Regions from separate parts of the Homo sapiens genome. Here regions 1 and 3 are each linked to region 2. The links are chromatin loops, found by intact Hi-C in ENCODE. Cell type or tissue: mammary epithelial cell. All regions are shown on one strand.

Evidence for each region. A loop is a pair of places that touch in the nucleus more often than their neighbours do. Peaks named below come from ENCODE experiments on the same cell type or tissue, not always from the same donor. Only the 100,000 strongest peaks of a DNase experiment are listed, where the experiment ranks them.
Region 1: a loop joins it to region 2, with 8 times the contacts of the local background. A loop is called at or near these places in 17 of 110 quality-filtered maps.
Region 3: it touches region 2 in a loop (26-fold over the local background); 18 of 110 quality-filtered maps call a loop at or near these places.

Annotation. Positions count from the first base shown.
Region 1 is chr2:220,682,750-220,690,749 of GRCh38, forward strand. No RefSeq gene overlaps it. Among named protein-coding and RNA genes, the nearest start is that of MIR4268, 780 kb to the left of the region's middle. RefSeq lists an enhancer at 4,520-4,814. In mammary epithelial cell, a CTCF peak has its summit at 4,670; DNase peaks (open chromatin) are centred at 102 and 4,712.
Region 2 is chr2:219,732,504-219,740,503 of GRCh38, forward strand. LINC02832 (long intergenic non-protein coding RNA 2832) reads left to right here. Exons shown (of 2, transcript NR_185880.1): 2 at 4,951-5,425. LOC105373887 (a long non-coding RNA gene) reads left to right here and starts at 6,296. Exons shown (of 3, transcript XR_923923.2): 1 at 6,296-6,452. In mammary epithelial cell, CTCF peaks have their summits at 3,904 (motif pointing right) and 4,877 (motif pointing right); DNase peaks (open chromatin) are centred at 798 and 3,938.
Region 3 is chr2:219,992,851-220,000,850 of GRCh38, forward strand. All of the region lies in intron 1 of LOC105373891 (a long non-coding RNA gene), which reads left to right. Among named protein-coding and RNA genes, the nearest start is that of MIR4268, 90 kb to the left of the region's middle. In mammary epithelial cell, CTCF peaks have their summits at 4,584 (motif pointing right), 5,493 and 6,207 (motif pointing left); no DNase peak of the experiment used is centred here.

The DNA of each region.
Region 1 (8,000 bases), 950 kb after region 2:
GGGATAACAGCAGTCAAGCATTGTACCAGCGTATGACTAATAACTCCAGGCAATAAGCTGCCTTAGATATAGATCTGTGTTTTGTAATGAAAATGTAATCATAAAACTTAGACTGGAGTTTCTATCCTGCTAAGCCAAGTTACCATCAACAAACATGTTAATACCTGACAGCACATTTCAGCACCTTAGTGTCAGAAAATCAGGGCATGCCAATTTTATTCAGAGCTCAATGAATTCCACCTACTTAGGCATCTCCCAGCTTGTGGGTTAAATGTAATTTTAAAATTCTGATTGCTCGATAATTGATAGTCATATTTTAGGAATTGTATTGTGTTTCTTTCTTTCTTTTTTTTTTTTTGAGATGGAGTCTCACTTTTGTTGCTCAGACTGGAGTGTAGTGGCGCGATCTTGGCTCACTGCAACCTCCGCCTCCCAGGTTCAAGAGATTCTCCTGTCTCAGCCTCCAGAGTAGCTGGGATTACAGGCATGCGCCACCACACCCTGCTAATTTTTGTACTTTTTTAGTAGAGACAGGGTTTTGCCAAGTTGGCCAGGCTGGTCTCAAACTCCTGACCTCAGGTGATCCACCCGCCTTGGCCTCCCAAAGTGCTGGGATTACAGGTACGAGCCACCGTGCCTGGCTGGAATTGTGTTTCTTATTCAAGAGGCAAGTAATAATTTATAGTAAAGGGTTTTTTTTTTTTTAAGTAAAATGTGTCTAATGTTTCACAGTTTTAAATACCCTGTGGCTTATTTAACAAGGATATTTTATAACAGAATTATTCTATTCCTCTTTTTCCTTCTCTCATGTCCTGTGTTGTACCTTATCCCATGTGTCAAGACAAATGTTTCCTATTAACAAGACTGCGTTATACGTTTTAGGACTTATTTTTAGTCATTCATTCCCCAAACATTTATTAAGTTTCTTTTCTAGGGCAAACAACACTGTTAGGTGCTAAAGCTACAAAAATGAATAAAACAAGAGTCCCTTCTCACTGGGAGCACACAGGATAGACGTTCATGTAAATAGATACCCACAATATATTTTCATAAATAATGTAATCAAGTTAGGGATGAAGACAGTAGAAGTTTGGGAGAAAGAACAACTCAAGTAGACCAAGCAAAGCCTGTAAAGAGGAGGCATTGGTTTTAAATCTAGAGAAGAAGTAGGAATTTCTTAAGGAAAAAAAAAAAAAAAGAAGAAAGTTTATTCTAGGGACAGAGATGGCATGGCCAGGGCCCAGAATGGCTTGTAAAGGGACATTTACCTTTGAGGAATGGTGAGGAGTCGGGTGGACCTGGATTGAAGAAACCAGTTGGGAAAAATGCCCTGGGGAATATGTGGGCAATATTGTTAAGAGCCTTAAATGGGCTTTGCCAAACTAGTTGGACTTTATCCTGACAAAACGAAACAGTACATGGTATTAAAATACTAATTTAGACTTTTAAGATTATTTCCTGTTTTTTCACCTGTCAGTTAAAAAAATAACGTTTTGGTTGGCTTCACTTACTTTGCATATGTTTCCATGGGTTACTTTAACACCAGAATGGCATCTGTGGAAAACAATCTGAGCCCAAGACTAGAGTCTAAACGCACAGGGTTTCTCTGAATGACAATATTCAAGAGACTCACATAAAGCCCTGATCATCAATCCCCAAAAAGATTAATGTCCAGAACAAGTTCGGAAGATCAATTAGGGAACTTCAGAACAAAGCCATGAAGCATGTCTCTACGGCTATGGCGGGTGGAGTAGGTAGACGGCTGCATGTTGATATTTATGGAACGTTAAAATAAATAACTGTGCCCAAATATCTAACATCCATAATTGAATGTATTGAGGTGGGGAAGGCACTGTCCCCTGAAATTGCTATTAAAGCACTAGCATCTTGCCTAGAAGTTACTGTGTGAGCATATTAGCATCAAGCGCCCCAGCCACCTAAAACACACCAGGTATTCAGTGAACTCTCAATTGGAAAGGAAATTTGAATCTGAGGTATCGCCTTCCCCACACTGGCCAAATAATGGCATGGCAGAAAGTCCAAAGGAGGCAGAGAGATGGGATGGAACTAGGGAGAGGTGTGAAAAAGCTTTAGTTTCTTCTGACCCAACTATCACATCCATCATCATTCTGAAGGTTTAAAAGCCTGAGTCACTAAGTCATAGAAACTAAATTGGGGGAAACAGAAGCAAAACAAAGACACTTGTGGCTAAATACATTCAGGTGTCTGTGAGGTACCAGGTGTTAGATTTGAGTTAACTCCTTTTCCAGATCGGAAAGGACCCTCAGGTCTCCCTAGATCTTTGTCATTTGGTCTGACCACCATCAACCTTTCTTTCTGGCATCATCTTGGCTCCACTTGTCCCCTGGAAGGAAAAGATCTTTCTTACATAAACTCAGTATTTTATCTCTCTGAATTCAGACTGACTTCGCAGTTGCTCCCATCCCCAGTGTCCTAGACAATTCTAGGGTTCCTGGTAGGGCCTGACCAGTCCGTGGCAGCTTTTGTGACATGCTGATCATTGTCTGATACATGTCCCTAGCCAGCTTAAAGCTGAATGTCTCTAGCTCCCAGCCATCGACCTCAGTGGTGGTCCCACCTCATGTTGCACTATTCTCTTCCTTGTCAGCCCTCTGTGACAGCTTAAGGTGGAGTGCTCTTCTCCCGCATCAAATCCCCTTGTATCCTTCTTTCCACCTAGTGAATGACTATCTCCATTCTACTTGAATGTAGAAAACGTCAAGGATTGACAATACAGAACTCACTGACTGGCCAAGCATCCAGTCCAGATTACTTCATCCATAATAATTTCCCTGGGATGTGTATATGTGTGAGGGGAGGATGGGGCTAGGGTTGCGTAGCAGAATCCCAGAGTCTCCATTATCACTGTGTATTCACATAAATGAAATATGTGCTACAGTCATCATTATTATAAATTGAAAATAGTTATTGAACACTTACGGTGTGCCAAGCATGTAAAAATGTTTTTCATAATTTTACAATTTTAGCTCTAAATGTCATAATGTACTGCCCTTAGAAAAAAGATGCCAGTTCTCTACATTTGCAGAGCATTAGGCTTGATATGACATTTTTCCAGAGCTCCTTCTGGTTTCCTCAATAGAAATCACCACTCTGCCTCTCTTGACTTAATGCGGGAATATTGCCTGTCTCTCAGACACGTACACACACAGGCACACAGCCATGTGCACACGCACACACACACACACACTCACACACGATTTTCAATTTCCTCCTGCTTTGTGTTTCATCGGGGTTACGGTCACAGCGGCTCCCCTGCGGGCCCCCCACTTTGTTAGCATTCTGATGTTCACTTATCAGTGAGTGAATCAAGAACAACACATCCCCTGGTAAATTGGGAGTTTAAAAGGTGTAGTCACAATACGACAAAAAGTGCACATACGACATTATGAGCCAAAGTGAAGTTTTTGAGCAATGTAAAAAAAATAAAATAAAATAAGCATTTTTCTGCAACATTTCTCACCTAAGAATAGCAAAGTTGGAACATAAAGACAAATTTCTTAAGGCTCCCAGAAAGCCCAGGATTTAAAGAAAGTGAAAGGAAGCATAGATCCCACCTGTGCCTTGACCCATTTTCTGAGATAATAAACCAAAGATCCCCTGCCTCCTCACTCGCCACCCCCCGCCCAGAAAAAAAACTCATGATGTTACACAGAATTCTTTATTATTTCCACAATTTGTCAATACCCTATTTTCAATTTTCCCATGGAGAAGGAATTTCTGCCTGGTTGAAAGGAACATAAAAAAGCTATCTGGATATAATTCTGCTAAATACCCATGATTTCATAATAAAGCACTCAATTTAAATAGCTGTTCTCCAGGGCACTGATTATGGTATTTCCTCCTTAAACTGAACAAATTTCCCTTCCCTTTTCACAGATAAGTGCCAAATCTTAGACATAACAACCTGCTTTTATAAATTCAGAGTATTTCTAGAGTGGCAGGACATCAAATCTGAAATATGTAATATCACCAAACTAATGTTTTGGTTTGTCCTCAGAGCCCAAATCATGTTTTAAATCAACATCAGCAAGCACTTTACTAAAGATCTCTGAAGAGTTAAAAAGATCATATAGTATGGCACATAAAAGTAGCATATTTTCCTGGTATATACCTATTTAACGGTGTTAATTATATAATCATGGATTTAATGCATTTGAGTTTTACTTCCTTTTTTATTGGGAAGCAACTAAAATATTTTTCTTACCTTAAAGATACTCTATTATATAATAGGACTATTAAAGCACCTCAAATATCATAATATGTTTAGATTTATCCACATTTGAGACTTCCAAAAGTCATTATTCTTGAAATATGTATTATTTTGATAGATGTCCATTTTAATTATTTGAAAGATTCAACTTTAGACTCCACCTTAGGGGAGGCCTTTGATCTAGGCTAGTTGATAATTAATGTCCACAAATTCAGTATTCTCTTTGGACTATTTTCTCCCTTTCCATGCTTGTAACTTTTAATACCTGGTGCTTACACCTTACGAAGTTTATTTTAGTGTACATGTCCTTCAGGATGGATTGTTATTAAATTGTAGTAACCAACAACCCCCAAACTGTAGAGAGGCTTCCGACGAGGAAGGTGGATTTCAGTCATGCTGTACTTCCATCTGGAGTCAGCAGGGGGCTCTGTTCTACACTGTTCTCTCTCCGGGGCCCAGCCCGCCCAAGCAGGACAATCTAAAATATTGCAGATCATGGTCATGAAGGGAGGGAACATGGTGAATCATACACCGGCTTTACCCAGAAAGTAGAAATTTTTTTTTGGTTTTTACCCAAAAGCGAGACACAAATCTTTTGCTCACATCCTCATGACCGAAACAAGTAATAATGTGAAGGGGTGCAGCAATGCCATGGTATCACGTGCCTGGATGAAGGGGACCCGGAAACGCTAGTGAAGAGCATTAAGGAGCCATCCCGTTCTGAAATACATAGTACACTGTCCTTTGCACGTGCAAAATATGCTCAGCCTTTTTTTTTCGGGTGAGACAACCCAAAATTGCCATTCGGTCACAGCATGTAGCTCAAAGTGCAGGATCTCTGGGTGACAGGAAGGATGGGAAGTCTTCACAGCAGGGGGTGAGGTGCAATAGTCTGTAAGTCCAGTGCCAGTTATGCTCCCCACATGCTCAGGACCCCAAAATGGAGCAACCAAAGGACTACTGAAATAAAGACTCGCATTCAGACAGAAGAATGGGGGCACACACAGCAGACATAGGACTGGCTGTAGCAACTCTAAATTCTTATTTCTCAAGTATTTTGAGGACTACCTTTACATTTTTATTTTTTGAGACAGGGTTTCACTCCGCCACCCAGGCTGGAGTGCAGTGACACGATCTCTATTCACTGAAACCTTGACTTCCGGTGGTCAAGCTCCCATCTCAGCCTCCCAAGTAGCCGGGACTACAGGCATGCACCACCACACCCAACTAACTTTTGTATTTTTAGTAGAGACAGGTTTTCACCACATTGCCCAGGCTGGTCCTGAACTCCCGAGCTCAAGTGATCTGCCCACCTTGGCCTCCCAAAGTGCTGGGATTACAGGAGGACTACCTTTAATTAGGCACTGTTTTCACTTCCTGGAAGTAACCCCCTTGTCCTTGGATCTCTGTGGCTCCTGGTTCTGCCCTCTGGGAGAGTCCTCCTCTCCATTACTCTCCTTCAAATCCAAAGTGGGTATCCGAAGAATATGCCCACCTGAAAACTGAGCAGTCTTCTTGCCACACTTGCTGCCTGCAGACAATTGGGGGTCCCTGGGTCATTTGGAATTTCAAACAGTCAATCAATTTTAATGTAAGTTGATGATCCTTTTGGTAGTATAACTCCCTCAAAAATTAAGTTGGCTTCCTATATACTTGACAGTGAGCTCTGTCTCAACCACAGTCCTTTTAGAGACAAAATTCTGACATTCTTTGGCTTTCTCATGCTCATACCTTTCGCTTCCTGCTTCATTAAAGCTCTGCTGAGCCCATCAAGCTTTAGTGGAAGAATTACATACTTAGCCTCCTTTTTGTTCAATTGAGTGGATTTAATGGACACCACATCTTTGGTGAGACCTTTGATCTGAGACCCCTTAATTCTTTCAGTGATTTTAACAGTAGGTGTGAAGGCCGTACTCTAAATTTACCTTTGTGAAAAGGCTACATGTTCTTGCCTTTGTTCCTCTAAGATTTTTCAGTTTTATCTTTTGCTGTTAAGGAATGAAACACAGATGCTACTTCAAATTCTAAATGTTCTCTAATTTATGGACTCCCTCTATTTCCTTTCACCTTATTGCAAATTTCTCATTTGTTCTCTGGGCTTATCCCTTTTTCTGTAATATACCTTCTGAAGCAACCACCAGCAACCGATACATACTAGCAGTTTTCAATCTCTTCCCTTAAAGCTACCAATGCATTAGGTACATAATCTGCTGCCCAGACTACTGTGCGGTTTTTGAGACAATTTCACTAAAGGTTTCACTGTGGTATTGTGTTGGTCATCACCTTGTTTGCCTTCAGTGATAGCTTCCGTGTCACCTGTTGCCTGAACACTAAGCCACTGTCATAGAGTTTGGGATTGTGGTCTCATAGTACTCCCCTTCAAGTTTCCATTTTCTGTGTTAATCCAGAATGACTGGGTTAATGCTGAGGCAAGAAGAAATTTCTCAAATCTCAGTGGCTTAAAACAACACAAGTTTATTTTCACTGGTTCTACATGTCCATCTCGCAACCTGAGGAGGCTGTGCTTACATATGTCTCACCTAGAGATCCAGGCTACGGAGCCTCCACTATCTGCCCTGTCCTCAGGAAGAGGGAAGGGTGTGTAGTGAATCAAGGATAGGCTTTTAAGATCTTCTGCCTTGAAGTGGCCATTTTGAATCATTGGCCAAAGAAAGTCACATTGTGGTGCCTAATTTCAAATGGTTGCCGGGAAGTGCGAAGTCCTTCCTAAGCACGCCGTAAATCCTTTAATACTAATTTCCGCTTCATCTCTGAGCATTTGCACATGTTGTTTGCTCTTCCTGGAACATCCTTTCCTTTCTCTCCTCTGCCTTATAAAGTCCTAATTCAAAACACAGTTCACAGGTCCCCTATGTCAGTGGTCACCAAACTTTTTGGCACCAGGGGCCAATTTCATGGAAGACAAATTTTCCCTGGACAAGGGCTGTTGTGTGTGTGGAGTGGGGGTGGGTTTCAGGATGAAACTGCTCCTCCTCAGATCATCAGGCATTAGATTCTTATAAGGAGCGCACAACCTAGATCCCTTGGATGCGAAGGTCACAATAGGGTTTGCACTCCTGTGAGAATCTACTGCCCCCTGCTAATCTGACAGGAGGAGGAGCTCAGATAGTAATGCTTACCTCTGCTATGTGGCCCAGTTACTAACACGCCACAGACCAGTACCAGTCTGCTGTCCAGGGGTTGGGGGTCCCTGCCCTATGTTACAAAACATTTCTCAATATGACATTGAAGAAAAAAACCCTACTCTCTGGTGTTCTTATGGAATGTTGCTCCAGCATTTGCCAAACTGCATCCTAATTATGCATTCATGTGATTTTTCCCACTGGACTTTGGACTCTTGGAGGATATGATTTGATTATTTTTTCAATTCCAAGTACCTACACAGTGCCAGGCACATGGTAGATGCTAAAGGAATTATTATGGAGTGAATTTGGTTTTGAGATATCAATTATAAAATCGAAGGCTGATTCTTTCCTTTAGATTAAGATGTTAATTATACTTTTTGTTATAATAATTTTGAATGAAGGATTTGGTCTTGCAGTTATTTTTATTTGAGATGATCTTCCATTTCTTTCCTTTCATTCCGTCTTCTATTATCACAGTGAAGGCTTTCAAAACAATGCGCTTGGACTACTCTAACAACTTCTTAGCTAATGTGCTTAGTTTTACTCCTTCTCATTCATTCTATGGCTAAGATAATTTCTTCTCATCATGAAAAAGCCATTGT
Region 2 (8,000 bases):
ACTATAAAATAATAGGTTCTAAATTCTATTTCCTTCAATTCTGTCAAAACGTTACTCCATTTTTTTTTTGCATCCAATATCGTTGATGCCAATCTGATTCTCGTTCTTTTGTATGTGGTCTCCTCTTTTTATGACAGCTTTTAGAACTTTTTTTTGTTTTATAAAAATCTTAAGTTTTATTATAGTATACCTAGGTATGAGTTTTTCCTTTATTTCTCTCTCATGTGTGTGTGTGTTTGTGTGTATTCTGCTCTCACTTTCTCTCTCTATAGATGTGGCAGAATAATTGATCTTTGTTATGTCCTCAAATCTTCTTCCCCTCTATTTTTTTTCTTTTTTAAATAGAACTCCTACTGTCTGGATGTTAGTACCTCTGCATCTGTTCTCCTTATCTCTTAGCTTTTCTTTTTATTAGTATATTGTCTATTTCCTTGTCCTTTTCATCTACCTTCTGATATATGTTTTTTCAATCTGATATACCAAATCACTAATTTGTTCTTCAGTAGCATCAATTCTGCTCTTTATTTGTATTTTTATATTTTTATTACTAGTATTTCTGCTTGATTCTCTTTATATATTTTTTTGCTTCTTATTAATTTTCCTTCTATCTTTTAATATATTTACCAGGATGATTAAAAATACTTGATCCATCTGTCCTAATATTTCTGCTTCTGTTGGAATTTGTCATCCAGGAGGCCCTCTTCCTTTAGAGATGTCTGTGCTCCTCAAATGTCCTGTTATTTTGTTTTGTGTGCTCATTTTTTCCCTAGGGCACTGACTCCACAGGCAGTACAAGTTGAGAAAGGCAGGTCCAGGCGTGTTAGCTCCAGTGAACTCAGGGGATGGGGCTAGATGAGCCCCAGGGTGGAGAGCTCTGAAAATTATATTCCGTTGCTCCTTATCTCACAAAATAAGCTTTTAGCTCAGGCCTTCATCTTTTGTCCCTCAGAGAGAAGCAGATTTGCAGGAGACAGTCAGAATTCAGTGGTTTTAAATCTTGGCTGCACATTCAAATGACCTGGGAAGCCTCTACAAATCTGGATGCCTGGGTCATGCTCCAGAGCAATTTCAATGGAATCTCTAGAGGTGGAATCCAAGTACTTTCAAGCTCCCCACATGATTTGTATCTTCAGCCAAGTTTGAGGCCCACCATCAAGACCAGATTGTCACTTTCCAGCCCTGGGAGTTTGAAGGGGAAGAGACATAGAAATAACTTCCAGATTATTTCTTCTGAGGATCCTCAGTTTCTTCTGAGGATATCTGAGCTTGGCAGGTGAGGTGCAGGCACTGTTTGCCCCAAGGAGATATGGGGTTGGTGAGAGCAGAATTCCACCAGTTTTTCTATTTTCTCTTCCCACAACCCTGCTGGGCTGCTTCCTGCCTTGGGACAAAGCCACCACTTCACAACCTCATTTGAAATAACATCCCCAGTCAACTCAAGAGCTTCTCACAGTGTTCTCTTCTTTACTTTTCTGGCTCCTGTGGGGTTAATAGGGGTGAGAGGTGGGATGGACATCCAGCAGCCTCGCTAGTTCAGCATCTTGGCCTGAACTGGAGCTACTTAGGGTATGATGAAGGGACCGGAAGCATCAGCATCTCTTAACAGCTTGCTAGAGATGCAGAATCCCAGGCCCCACCCTGAGCCTACAGAGGCAAAATCTGCATTGAATAAGATTGCCAAGAGATTCCCGAGCACATGAAAGTTTGATAAGCACTTCTTTACATAGCATAGATGCTGAACAAATATATTTAAATTGAATCAAGCACCTTTTTGACCACTACCTCAGAGTTTGCTCGGTCATGTTGTTCCTATAAAATGTTGATTTTAGTTCTTTGATTTGAGCTATTTCTGCCCTAGGCCAGAATTCAACAATGCTGGATTTTCCCACTATGCAGATGGATTTTAAAAACACAATTCTTTAAGAAAAACAATGCTCCCGTAGCACCATCTACCTCTCAGTGGTAGCACTCATCACTATTGTAATTTTATATTTAAAATTGTGGATGGTTGATTGATGTCTGGCATGATATTATAAGCTCCAGAAGGACCAGAAGGAAATCTGACTTTATTAGAGTTGTCTCCCTAATGCCCGGCGCAGTGCATGGCATACAGCAGGTGCTTAATATTAATCAAATGAGAGAAATGACTTAGGCCTTTGTAGTGACTTACTTAACTGATGGTTGTCTATCGAATGCTAATATGAATGATTACACCTGTAAGGTCACCTTTTTCTAAGAAATACATATGGTTTCAGGAATATGTTTCTTCCATCTTTACTGTTTCTTGTCATTAATATTAGATACAATTACTTGAATTTTTAGGGTCTTATGTTAATTTTTTAAAAACTCGATGCATACTGGCATTTAAATAAATATGAACATTTAGAATTGATTAATTTCTTAATTCATTGTCTACTTTTTTAATAAAACAAAAGGAAGCAAAAACATTGCCTTCAAGGAAGAATACATCTCCTTGATATTCTGAGGAAAGAATGAATACGTTTATGATATTAGAGGAAAAAGCAAGGGAGTGAAGAGGTCATGGCAAGTGCTGGGAATGAGTCCTGTTTGACCTGTTTTCACTCCTATTCTTTTCTCCTCCCCACCCACCCCAGTTTAGGCCCAGGCAGGAACCCAACCAATAAACGTTAAATCTACTCTTTCCCCTTTCTCTGTCCTCTCTGCCCAATTTCCAAAAAGGTGTTGACGATGAAATAGTCTGTTGTGTCATCAGGCTGAGGGAAGTGGGAAGGAAGCGTGCACTAGCTTAAGCAAAGCATCTGACAAAGATACAATTCTTTTATTATGTAGGACATATAAACAGGTATTTAAAGAAACACTCTATTTAAGTTGATTTATTAAATTTTTTTGGTAAAGATAGAGCATGGGTTCCATTACAGTGGATACTGATGTCTTTTATAGTCATGACTCCCAAAGGACATACGGTTTCCCAAAAGTGTAATCCAGCTTCTATAACTCTGAATGATATTCCAAGTCTGCTTTCCTGTGTGTCCCCTCTTCACTCCCTCCCTTGATGAGCCTAATTACACACACAGAAGAATTACATGTGCACCAGCATCACACAATTAAAAAGCTAGATTTAAAAGGATCTTGCCCAGCTTTTCTATGGAAAACTTGAAATTAGGTATTTTGCTTTAAACTTGGCAAAGCTAAAGACCAAAGTGATGTCTAGAATCAGGGAAAGTCTGACTAATAACTGAATGCTGTTGGAGGGCCAGTGGCACAACACATGTTTTTTGCTCGTCAAAAGGCGATGAAAGACACGCAAAGGAGTGAAATCAAGCAATGTAATGAGAACGACAAAGAAGTGATTTTGTTCTGAGCATTGCTGAGTTTTAAAGCGATGTAATGTATTTCCCATTCTTCATAAAACATTCAATTGTAAAATGTAGAGATTGTTTGAAAGTGTTTTTAATATTTTAATTCCTAAAATGTGGATTTATCCAACGAATACTTGTAGACCTTAATGAGACATTTGGGGGCTGGACTTTCATTTATTCTAAGTAGTTCTCATATTTAAAAAGCAGTTGCAGATTCTTCATTTCATTAGTGAAATATCAAAAAAGAAAAAGGAAAATAAAGCAAATTATTCAGTTCCAAATGAAAGCATTTCTTCATTTTTTTCTAGAGAATGATTATTAAACACTATAAAACCTAGTCGAATCTCATTTCTACACATCATTAAAGAGTTCATGTGCCAAACAAACAATGACCTTTTGTTGATGAGATTGTAGAAATTATTAGTGGGGAAAAATGATCATTTGTTCCTGGAGGACATTGTTACATTTCTACCTCCTCCCACTTTATTCACTTTTTTCTTCACAGAGTTGGAGAAAATAATGAGATACAAACTCATTTCCCCAGCAGAGGTCACCCTTTCTCCTTTATCGTTCCCAATAAATGCCTTCTTAGTTGTGGTTCCTTAGTCCAAGGAAATGCAGGAGTTTTCAGCTTGAAGCACAGCCAGAGGGCTGGTGGAAACATATGCATCATTCACACCCTCTGTGTCTTCTTACGTATGCACTGTTTAAACGTATTACCCTACCTGGACTCTTAAATGGATAACTCACATACATATAATAAGAACCACTAGGTTATGTATTGATAATCCTATCTTTTAGTTAATCCACTTCATCAAGCATTAGTTTAATGCTTGCCAGTGCTGGCTCAAATTCTACCCAATTCTCTGCCCCATGGGCCAAAAAATAGGTTTTCATAACACCCTGGAAGTGACTGGCATAAGCCTTTAGAGAGAATCCCCTGGTGAATTTCTGCAGGGGAGAAAGACAAAAATGTATGGAACATTGGCCAAGTGGAGAGCTCAGGGCTGGGTACTGAAGGGTAAGCTAGGGAGGTATAAGCCCCAGTCTCAGCTTTTGCATTTGGTTTGGTTTTGGAAACAAAAATGTATGTTTGTATTTTATTTGAGACACACTGGATCACAGAATGAAGTTCTAAATGAATTATACGTGAGTGTGCAGAGTATAGGTCAGTCAAGAGGTGTCATCTACAGAAGGTCAGGGGTAGATGGGTGATGGAATTGCTCGGGTCCTGTTGCTATCTGCTGGGGAAAAGCATTCAGCACGTGTCTGGCCAAATCCAAACATGGATTTTGGAAACTCCTTTTCTCTTCCTCACTTTATGGAGGAAACCATTGGCATTTTCTTGGGGTCCCTGGGGAAGTGGGGCTCATTGGTTTTACAATGGTTAGTGAAGATCTTTTCTAAATAAAATTCCCTTCCTTCCCTTTGTTTTCTTTATTCTGTAAACTAAAGTTCTTGTGGACATGTTGGAAGTTTAAGACTGCGGTGGATTTGGGGTATTCTCTGTGGCTGCTGCTCTTCCCTTGGACTGCAGATGGCACAATCACAGTGTGCAGGGGATAAGGTAGTGCATCCCAAAGAACAGAAATGTGCTTCTCCCTTCCAGGAAGTGGGACAGCTGGATGACCATGACATTGGACCTCCAGTAGTGCTCGTGAAGCGATGCATCTTGGAAAGGAGGATCTGCCTGCGTTCCTGACATCACCCTTGGGATTTCTCCTCTGCTCTCCAGGCCTCTGGCTCTCCCTGCTGGTTCTGTGCTGGGTCACCTGCCACTGCTCAGCCTGCATGCCCTGCAGAAGTTGGCTGGAGCCAGCTGGTGGTGACTTGCCAGAGACTCTGGTTAAATAGGAATTTTGCAAGCTGGTTGTTAAACCATTGGTAGCTTGAAATCAGCCTTGGTGGGAGTATTTATAACCCAGAAATTGGCAAATACTACAAATCAAGTCTTGCCTCCAGCAGCTTACCAGTAGTCCACAGCTTACCTGCTCCTCTTAGTACCAATGAAAACACCTACATCACCTCGTTTTAATAGCGACAAACTTGAGAATTTTTGATACAAATATTTACTAGGAAAAAAAGAAAAGAAATAGCTTCACTTCTCCTCCTTCAAAAGCTTTGGAACAGAAGTCCTTTATCAAGTACAGATTTCTACTCTTAATGTTAACCAGAGGTTTGTTCAAAACAGGCAAGTTGTCCCAGCTTTTGGGGGCAGTTCAATTCCTTTCCCTAAGCCCATGCTTAGCTGAGATATTTACCCCCAAATTTCCTTTTAAAATTCCCTCATTTTCCCCATCCCAGCACCTCCAGCTTCCTGAAGGCAGCTGTCTCCTGACACCATCCCTAGTGTAAGGCATCAGTCTCTTCTTTGGTTCTTTTTGACTCGAGAAGCCATTCCAGGCCAGGTGCGGTGGTTCACACCTGTAATCCCAGCACTTTGGGAGGCCGAGGCAGGCCGATCACTTGAGCCCAGGAGTTCGAGACCAACCTGGCCAACATGGTGAAACCCCATCTCTACTAAAAATAGAAAAATTACTTGGGTGTAGTGGTGTATGCTTTTAATCCCAGCTACTGGGCAGGTTGAGACATGAGAATCACTTGAACCCAGGAGGTGGGTGTTGCAGTAAGCCGAGATTGCGCCACTGCACTCCAGCCTAGACAAAAGAGTGAGACTGTCTACAAAGAAAAAAAAAAAATCCCTTCCTGGTGTACAGGGGCACACTGCCTGCCCCTGTTGGGTTTGTTTGTGAGGGACAATGGCTGTTTCCCATTTCTCTACAGCATCATCCTCTTATTTCTTGACAGGTCGAATCTGGACCCCTTAGCCGAGCGTGGTGGTGGGTGCCTGTAATCCCAGCTATCTGGGAGGAGGCTGAGGCAAGAAACTCACTTGAACCTGGGAGGCAGAGGTTGCAGTGAGCCAAGATGGCACCACTGCACTCCAGCCTGGGTGATAGAGTGAGACTCCAAGAAAAAAAAAAAAGGATGGCTGAGTAGGCCTGGAGGTGGTATGTTCAAAAAAAGGACATGGATTCTGGAACCAATGGGTCAGAGTGTTGTGAGGAGATTGCCGGACTCCTGACGGGGATGCTGCCGTGTTTTCTGCCGGTAAACCCAGTGCCTTACATTAATGACTTTATTTAACTTTAATTACCTTCCTAAAGGCCCAGTATCCAAATGCTGCCCCTCTGGAGATTACAGCTTCAACACATGAATGGTGTGTGTGTGTGGGGGGGGTGCGGTTACACATTTCAGCCCATCACAAATGGGACAGATTCTGTTTAAAAAATATTTACAAAAAAAGAAATCTCCCAATCTCCTCTAATTCTCTCTTTCAGTTTCAACAACTCTCCTTTAGGAAAGTCTTCCACGTGGTCTAAATTCTGCTCCATGCATGGTGACTCCAGTTTTTCTTCTGGCTTCAGTGAGGAAGGCGGAGAGCTAATTCCAGTTCTGCATATCTGTGGTTTCCTTCTGTGTAGCTACACGTATCCCTCTAAGTCTCCCCACTCAAAATTAATTTTTATTCATTCAAGTTTATAAACATGTGCAGTAATTTAAGGAGAGTTTCATGTAGCCAAATCAAACAAAATGTGATGGGGCTTTACAACTTTAAAAAGTGAGAACTTTTATTCCTAAATACACTCGTAAGACAATGGGTATGCAAATCACCATTACGTTACCCCTTATCCTTTTCTTCTTTTCCAACCAATTCCTCTTCCAATTCCTATTTCTTTCCCTAGTTGTGGGAGGGCATAAAATAAATCAGGGTGGAAGTCAGATAGCATGACTATTTGTTTTCTCCCTCTTCCTATCTAGTTTTTTTTTTTTTTTCTCCATAAATTTAGGTTTCTGCCTTTCTCTTGGTGGGAGAGTTCTTGTGTTTGCCAGAGGTCTTTGCTCTGGACTCAGGCTGCTGGGGAGTAGTGAGGGGAGCTGGTACATGTTAGTGAAAGGGTGGCATTGGAAAAAGAAGTCCAAGGCTGAGTACATGTGACTCTTCTGTGTATATTTGCATTTAACAGGAAACTTCTGGAAGTAAGATGCCTGAATGCAAAGAATCGAAGTGCCTGTGATGAGGATTTTAGGCAGGTCTGTGAGCGAGATAGTTGGAGGGTGTGCGGGGACTCCCTTTCAACCACACCATCTAGACAAGCATCTGCCTCTTTGCCATCCATCTCAGAGTGGCCCAGAGAGCTGGGGGCCAGGGAGGAGGCAGGGCTGGGACTCAGCCGTGGAGAAGTGTTGGGGCCGTGACTGTGTTCATGACACACACGTCCCCTCATCTCCGTGTGGTTATATCTGGACTGGGGGTTACTCTGCCCACATGAAGCCTCAGGTGCACAGGCTTGAAAGGAACTGGGCCTGGGCCATGCCAGGGGCGGGGCTGGCAGTTGGCAACCCTGGGCAGTAGCCACCCTTCCCCCAGCGGAATCCTGAATCTCAGGACTTCAGAGGTGGGAGGCACCTTACAAGTGCAGCGAGTGCAAGTCTTTCGTTTCGCAGAGGAAGTCACTGAGGCCCTGGGGGCTCCACCCTCTTTCTGGGCTTGTCAGAGGCATTTAAGAAATACACGTTGACTTGACATGACCCATGTGAAACGGGCGTAACGAGACTCCCTGCATGGCTGCTGGATTAGGCTGCCAGCAGCTGGGA
Region 3 (8,000 bases), 260 kb after region 2:
CATGGCCAAGTCCTGCGTCTACAAGTTCAATTTCCTACAGAGTAGGAAATGCATTCCTACTATGGAGGGAGATGGGAATGAATATTTACTGAACCATAATCTAATTACTACTCCCATTGGAAACAGATGTTTTGGAGACTTAATGAGATAATGATGAGGGGCATTTAGCATGGAGCCCTAGATATAGTAAGCTCTCATTAAATATAACTTTTTTTTTCTGCTGCTGCTGCTGCTGTTCCTGCTATATCTATTCCTGTGACACTCCCTTCCTTAGCCTAAGAGATGAAGTTCTGGAGAAGAATGCATGGGAGCAGGCTGTGTACCATTCAAGGCCTTGCTGGCTTGGAGAATCAAAGCTCCCTCCTTTTACCCCAACATGTAATGTTCTTCCCTTTGACCTCAAATGGGTCCATGGAAGCTTCTGAAAACTTCAGGTCCTTGTACATCCTATTACATTTAAAGCATGTTCATGCCCATTCTTATTTGACTCTCTCAATTACTTGTGAAGTAAACTCAGAAGCCATTGCCACTGTCATTTTATGGAGAAGAGAAGAGGTTGGGTTGATCCCAGGTGACATCTGTCCTTTGGGACTTTCTAGTCTACAGCTCAGATGGCACAAAGTGTCACTCTCATTTCTATTTTTAATTTTAATTTAATTTTTTTTTGAGACAAGGTCTCGCTCTGTCACCCAGGCAGGAGTGCAGTGGCACAATCTTTACTCACTGCAACGTCTGCCTCCCAGGATCAAGTGATCTTCCCACCTCAGCCTCCTGAGTAGCTGGGACTACAGGTGCTTGCCACCACACTGGGGTAATTTTTTGTTTGTTTTTGGTAGAGAAGGGGTTTCTACCAAAAACAAAGGCTGGTCTCAAACTCCTGGGCTCAAGCAATCTGCCTGCCTCAACCTCCCAAAGTGCTGGGATTACAGGCATGAGCCACAGCGCTCAGCCCCAGAGTGTCATTTTCATGACACGGGTATTAGTTGAGGTTGGCAGAAATCAAACATAAGCATTTGAAAATTTAGTGTTCATTTTGTCATTCATTCATTCACTCCTTTAATAAAGCAGGACGTTTTGGAGCTCTCGTTGTGTGGTCCATAAGCATGTTATGGTGGACGATTAGATAAGTGCTATAAGGCATTAGGGGCTCAGCAGACTCTGCCAATTTCAGGCCCATTTGGGGTTCAGATATTGGCAAGGTGTTGGCAGTGAGGGCCAGAGGCAGGAAGACTGAGCCTTCTAATCACTCCTGCCTTGCTCATTGCTGTGTGTCCTTCATCAGCCATATGATGTCTCCTCTCACATCTCCTTAGAGCACCCATTAGGTCCAACTAAACTGCTCTTTTAGGATGCACTGGGGCAGTTCAGGGTCCCAACACAGCCTCCTACTCTAATAGGCACCCTTTGATGATGGAGAAGGCAGGTCTGATGCCTAGAGTTGGGGTCGGCAATCTGGGCTGTTGCACTGACTCTGTGGCTGGCCGGGAGTTTGGGAGGCATCTAAACACATTCCCTTCTCTTTCCTTTTCCATCTTCCTGTCTCTGAGATGGAACTTGTAATGGACTGAATGGAGATGGTCTTGATTACTTAGTTCCTTTTTCTCAAACCATAGCTAAATGTCATAACTATTTAAACTTATGAAACAGACAGGGACCATTTATCCCCATTTTACAGATGAAGAAACAGGCTCAGAGAGAGTAAAAGATTTGTCCACTGTGCTGCTGCAATCCCAGGTGACCTTATATATCCTTCCTAGTCTTCAGATTCCTTAATACTTTTGAATTCACAGACACCTGCTCTGTGTTGTCCTTGCAATGCCCAGGGCTTGCCAACCCTTACCTGTCGGTGGTGTGAGGAAGCCTGAAGTAGGAGCAAACAAGGAAGGAGAATTTCTCCCTCTTCCTCCCAGGGATTCCTGGTCATCTACCACAACTCCTTTGTTCTCTACCACCCCACAACCCTGGATCTTGCAAGGGAAGGAAAGATCCATTCAGGACCGAAGCCCATTGGAGCCATTCATGTTCTGGGTTGACGTGGATTCAACTGGGCATGGCTGCTCTGTGTTGGGTGGGCACCCTTACATCTCTACCAGTCCTGGTCCCTTGACCTTTGATCGTCTCTGGCCTTGGCCTGTTGTGAACCTGAGGTCTCTTGCTTGCTCTGTCAGTCTCCCTCCTACCCTCTTGATGAAGGTCTTGACTTCAGAGGACCTTTCACAAATAACAAAGGTGTCTGGGCTGCCTGGAGTGTCTGTTCTATGCTAACACTCCACTAAGTGCTTTATATCTGCAGTTTGCTCTGAGTGAATTGAATCCCCAGACTCTAGGGTAAAGGTGATATCGTCTTCATTTTACAGACAGGGAAACTATGAAGCTGGGAAAGGCTATTTATTTTTCTCAGGATTATACATCTGGTAAATGAAGCTTACTCCTTCTATAATTTTACTCCTTCTATAATATAATAATATATTACCCCTTCGATAATAGCTGCTGATATGGGCCAGGGGCTTCTTATCCATTATTTGCAATCCTCATAACAACTCTGCTGTCTCATCCTCTTTGTTTACCAAGTGATGGAATTGAGGGACAAAGAGGTTAAATAACTTGCAGTGGGTCACACAGCTAATAAGTTATAGTTATGAAGTTTAAGTGCAGGGCTCTGAGACTCCCAAACTCCTCTTTTATTCCCTTTCTCTTGAGACTTCTTAGACTTCCTCATGATCTCACCGAGCCCTTCTCAAATAACTGTGTGTGTTAGAAGTCTGGTTAAAAGAACATCAAGAACAGAGCTGACAGGCAAAACATGTCTCATTTACAGGGCAGCCTGCGTGTGTGGTGTGCAGAGGGCAATGGTGGGAAGCGAAACCCCGTCCCTGGTCTTGGTAGTTCATGGGCTGATTGTAAGAACGTGAGACCCTCTTACACTTTCTTTTTGAGCATCTCCTGTTGGCACCACCTCCTTTTCTCTTCCTTTTGACTTCTACGATCTTTGGTCTGTGTTGTCACCTCCTTTTGACTTCTGGAATCTTTCATCAGTGTTGTCACTCCACGCACTGGCCCACGCCTCTGTCTGGGCCTGTACCCAAGCCCCCTCAAATCATTTGAGTGTCTGCCTTAGTAAGGGAAGCCATGAGGCACCAAAGGTACCAGGAAGTGAACCAGGGTCTTGTCTGGACCCCAGCCCAAGCCCAGACTATGCAGCCAGAAGGAGATCACTGGAAAATGGTATTAGCTCGTTGCAACCTTTAGCACCATTGCTGTGGCTTCTTTCCTGCCTTGGAAAAAACTGCCTACTTTCAGTTTTGGATGAAAGTCATCCTACTTTCAGTTTGATGACTCCCCAACTCCCTCCCACAAACCCAGATGCTTTGGGCCAAAATCTATTAGGGCAAAACACACCCTGCTCACTCCAGGCTGTGAGAATGGCTAGACTTTGTGCATCTTCTGATCTGATTACATTTCCAGTCCCAACCACCTTCATTTTTCACCTCCTAATTGATTTCCCTGCTTCCACCCCTCCAATTTATTCTTTGCTCAGCAGCCATCCCAATCCTCCTAAATTGTGAGTCTGCTCATGTCACTCCTCTAATGGTGTCTCATGTTCTTTAGAGAAAAAGCTGAAGTCCTCACAGTGGCCTACAGTGATCAAGGGAGGGGCTGGCATTTTTTTTTTGGCAAAGGGGCAGATGGTAAATACTTTTGGCTTTGTGGACCATTGGCGTCTGTGGCTACTACTCAGCTCAGCTGCAGCAGGAAAGCAGCCACAACATGTGAACAAATAAGCATGGCTATGTCCCAACAAAACTTTACTTATAAAAGTGGGTGATAGGTTAGATTTGGCCCACAGGCCGTGATTCGCTGACCTCCTCTCTAGGTGATGTGGCCCTGACACCACATGGCCTTATTACCTTCTGCTCTTGCCCTCTGTTTTAGCCCACTGTCCTCTGTAAACATGCCAAGGCTTTGCTTGGCCTTTGCATCAGCTGTTCAATCTCAAACATTTTCTCCCTTTATCTCCGAGCGGCTCATTTTCTTACTTCTTCAGGTTTCTGCTTAAGTATCATTAGCAGAGAGCCCACCCTGACCACCTTATCAGAAATAGCAACCTTCTCATTTTCTTAGCACCCCATCCCCTTTACTCTGCTTTAGTTTGCTCGATAGCCATTGCTACCACCTGACATCTTTATTTATTTGAATGAATAAATGGTTCCTTCGGCAAATATTACCGAGTGCCTCCTTAATGCCAGCCAACTCTCTAGGTGCTGGAATCCCGTAAAGAACAAAACAAAGGCCTTGCTATCATTGGACTTTAAGTCCAAAGGGGAAGACAGACAACAAAAGTAGTAAAAATAAATATAAACATTGGTAGAGATAAGTGCTATGGAGAAAATTAGGCTGGGTGGGAGATGGGTTGTGGTGGAGGCTCATGTCTCTGTTTCTCTGGTAGTAGTTGTCTTCTGCCTGGCCTCATTGCTAAGATTTCACGGGTTACAGCAACAGTGACGTTAGCTCCCATTGCTCAGCTTAGAAGTTGGTGACGCAGAGCTGGAGCGTCTGACAAAATCCCAGAGCCAATAGGGGGCGCCACAGACTGGGGAGAACTGGCTGTGCAAAAAGGTGTGATCAAGGCAGGGGCAGCCAAGCTTCTGAACACGGTGGAAGGGGAGATGAAGGCTGGCAGCACAGGGGCAGGGAAGTTGGAAGTTGTGGGAGGTAACCGGATCTGAGCACAACTGCCTCCACTACCTGTGTTTTTCATGGAGTGCTGCCTAAATTACAAGGCGTTACCGAAGAATGCGCTTCTAAGTTGGATGCTTCATAAATCAGCCAGGCATGCATTATTATGCTGCAACAGAGCCCTTGTTGTGTCTTAATGCTCAATGATACAGCACAGAATCTGGGTTGGGCTTTCTATCATCTTGGACGTGTGGCAGGAACTCGCGCAGCTCTAATTGCTCTACGTGGGAATGGATTCATTGGTGCTTTGGCAGAATGACTCACTCTGATCAGCGTTTAGATTGAAGGGACTCTACCTGGAATCACAGGCTCAGAGAAATCTAGAGACCTTAGAGAGTTGATCCTAGTCTAATCTGCTCATGCTACAGATGGGAAAAATGAGGCTCACAGAGAGGAAGTTACTTGCCCAAGGTCATAAGTGGCACTTAGGGACACAAGTCAGGCTACTGATTCTGAGTTAAATACTTGGGTCACCATCCCAGATTCTCAGGAGAGCCGCCGTGCCCCTTCCTAGGCCTGCAGCAGGTGCCTCGGATGGTGACATTCTCTTGCCATCTGACTCAAGCTGCAGACCAACTGGAAGAAGCTGTGCCTCATTTACTTGAACACAAATGGACAACCAATTAAAAAAAAAAAACAGACTTTCACATTTTATGGATCCTTAGGGACTTAGTGAACTCATGCTCCCAGATTAAAGGAAAGAGGAAAACCATACCCTTCTTGCTGAACTATGCTGCCTGCTGGTTCCCCAGCGCACCCTGGTGTTCTCCGGAATGGAGACAGCCTTTAGGACAGCTGGAGAGCATTATCACTTGAAGGCTTGCATTCTGGCTTTTATATATGATTTACATACATCTGCATACTGTATGCTCTGGGCATTGTTTTCTGTGTCATGCCATCTTCACAGTCTCCCTTCTCCAAGCTCACTTGGCAGTTTGGCTTCCTCAGCTCTGCTGGGTGAGGTGAACGCTTGGTTGGAGTTTGATCTGGAGAAGCATCTAGAAGTTTCACCTCAGCGGGAGAGACTCTGGGACAGAGAGTGGCTGCTGAAGTCAGTGATGTGTCAGAGTCAAGTGGCCATCAGTTTCCTTAAGGTTCTACAGTAAGATCTGTTTATCACACTCCTTATCTGTCTCTGTCCTGAGCTAACTGTGTTTCTAAGTGCCAGGGGTCGCCCATGGGTTCAGAGTGACTGTCTATGTGTCAGGTAAAGTAGAAACTTTAGGATGCCATGGAAGAGACAGCCAACTTTTGGGCACCGTAGATAAGAAATGCGAATTAAAGCCGCAGTGAGATTCTACTACCCTAGTGGGTTAAAAAGACTGATAATACTAAGAGTTGACAAGGCTGTGGGTCAAGTAGAACTCTTATACATAGGAGGTAGGAGTGTATATTGGTACAATTACTTTAGAAAATTACTTGACAGCACCACCTAGAGGTAAATATTTGTCTCCCCTGTGACCCAGTCATTCTACTCCGAAAGCTTTCACCAAGGAAAGGGGGCACACATGTCCATCAAAATACATGTACAAAAATGTACACAGCAGTTTCATTAGTGATAGTAAGACATTGGGATCTACCCAAGTGGATAAGTAAATTGGATATAATCATACAGTGGAATAGTGCCTGACAACACAAAAGAATGAACTACTTGTATACTACTTATACATACAACAACATAGATGAATCTCACAGATGTAATATGCAGCAAAAGAAAATAGATACAAAAGAATCTATCCTATAGCATTCTATTCATGTGACATCTGAGAGCAGGCAAAGCTAGTTTATGGTGATAGAAGCAGAACTGTGGTTACCTCTGGTAAGGGAGTAGACTAGGAAGGGGTAAGGAGAAGCCTTCTGGGGTTGATGGAAATGTTACATCAATAGTAAAAATTCACTCATTCACTTAAGTAAGATTTATGCACTGTATAGTGTGTCTGTTATAACTCAATAAAACTGAAGGAGGAAGAAAAGGGGACCTGAGTGAGAAAGACTCAGGGTCATTCTGGTAATATGTTCTATGTCTTTGACTTCCGGGACTTGGCCTCTATTTCCAGACTCCTGACACCAGCTTGCTTGATGGACTATGCTCTTTAGCATCGCCCAATATCAGCTCTGCTATTTGCCTACAGCTTGATGTTCAAACGCATTCTAAGATTGACACTAACTTCTGATACTTGTACAGTGTATGCTCAACTTCAGGTTTGCCCGACTTCAAGGTGAGCTGATACTATCAGAGCTTGCCTGCACCAAAGTAGCTTTTCTGGGGCCTGCCTTCCGCACTCTCCGGCCCCCTTAATCCAACACTTGGTACTCATGATGAGATAGGCCCCAGAACTCCTCATACCATATTTCCATCAGCTGCCCACAGCTGCCACAAATTCCTGGGGGCACCTACAGTTGATCACTTCAGGTCAATGTACAATTGCTAGTTGTACAATAAACCCTGGAGGTCTTAGTGAGGTGGATTGCTTAGAAAAGTCTGGACTCCTTTGGGCCATGCTAGAGGCTGACTTAAGGGCTAGAATAAAAAGACCTTCTTGCATCCTTTCCTCTAGGCCAGGGATGGCAAATACTTCACATATGGGCTAATATGTCTTCCCCAGCTCCTTCCTACCCCACAGCAGACATTAATAATCGACCACAGCAAAAATCCTGGATAGAAAAGCATTCCAAAGAATGTACAAGAAAGCAACTATGTATCTAAGCCTCTGGAGAAGAGTTGTTTTCGCAAGACCTAGCTAGGCAGCACCTCCCAAACACAAGGACAGCTGCAAAGAGGAGAAGGGAGATGAAAGTTCTAGGTCTGGTTTCTTAGAAGTAGATGCTGAAGAGAGGATTTGCCGCAAAAGACTTATTAAGGAAGTGCTCCCAGGTTAGGGAAAGGGATGTAGGTGAGCAAGTGCAATCTCAGGCCAAAGGTCCCAGAAGTGACTTTATTCTGATGGGTAGAGGCACTGTGGGGTGTAAGTTGCACTCCGAGTTGTCCAAGGGAACTGGGCCTGTGTACCTCCACACCACTGGTCAAGGGCCTCCTGGAGAGAAGCAAATTCCCAAGAACTCCTGGCTGTCTGTGTGTGGGAAGTGCTCCAGTGTCCTGAGGGCAGTCCTCCCAAGAGGAGCCTTGATGTGAATGTGGGAGGCAAAGGTGCACACACACTGGGGCACACAGAAACAGCAAAACACTCTCCATGACTAATAAGGCAATTCAAAAAGATAAGGCCAGTGAGAAAGATGCGGGGCCTGGCCTCTTGGTCGTTAAT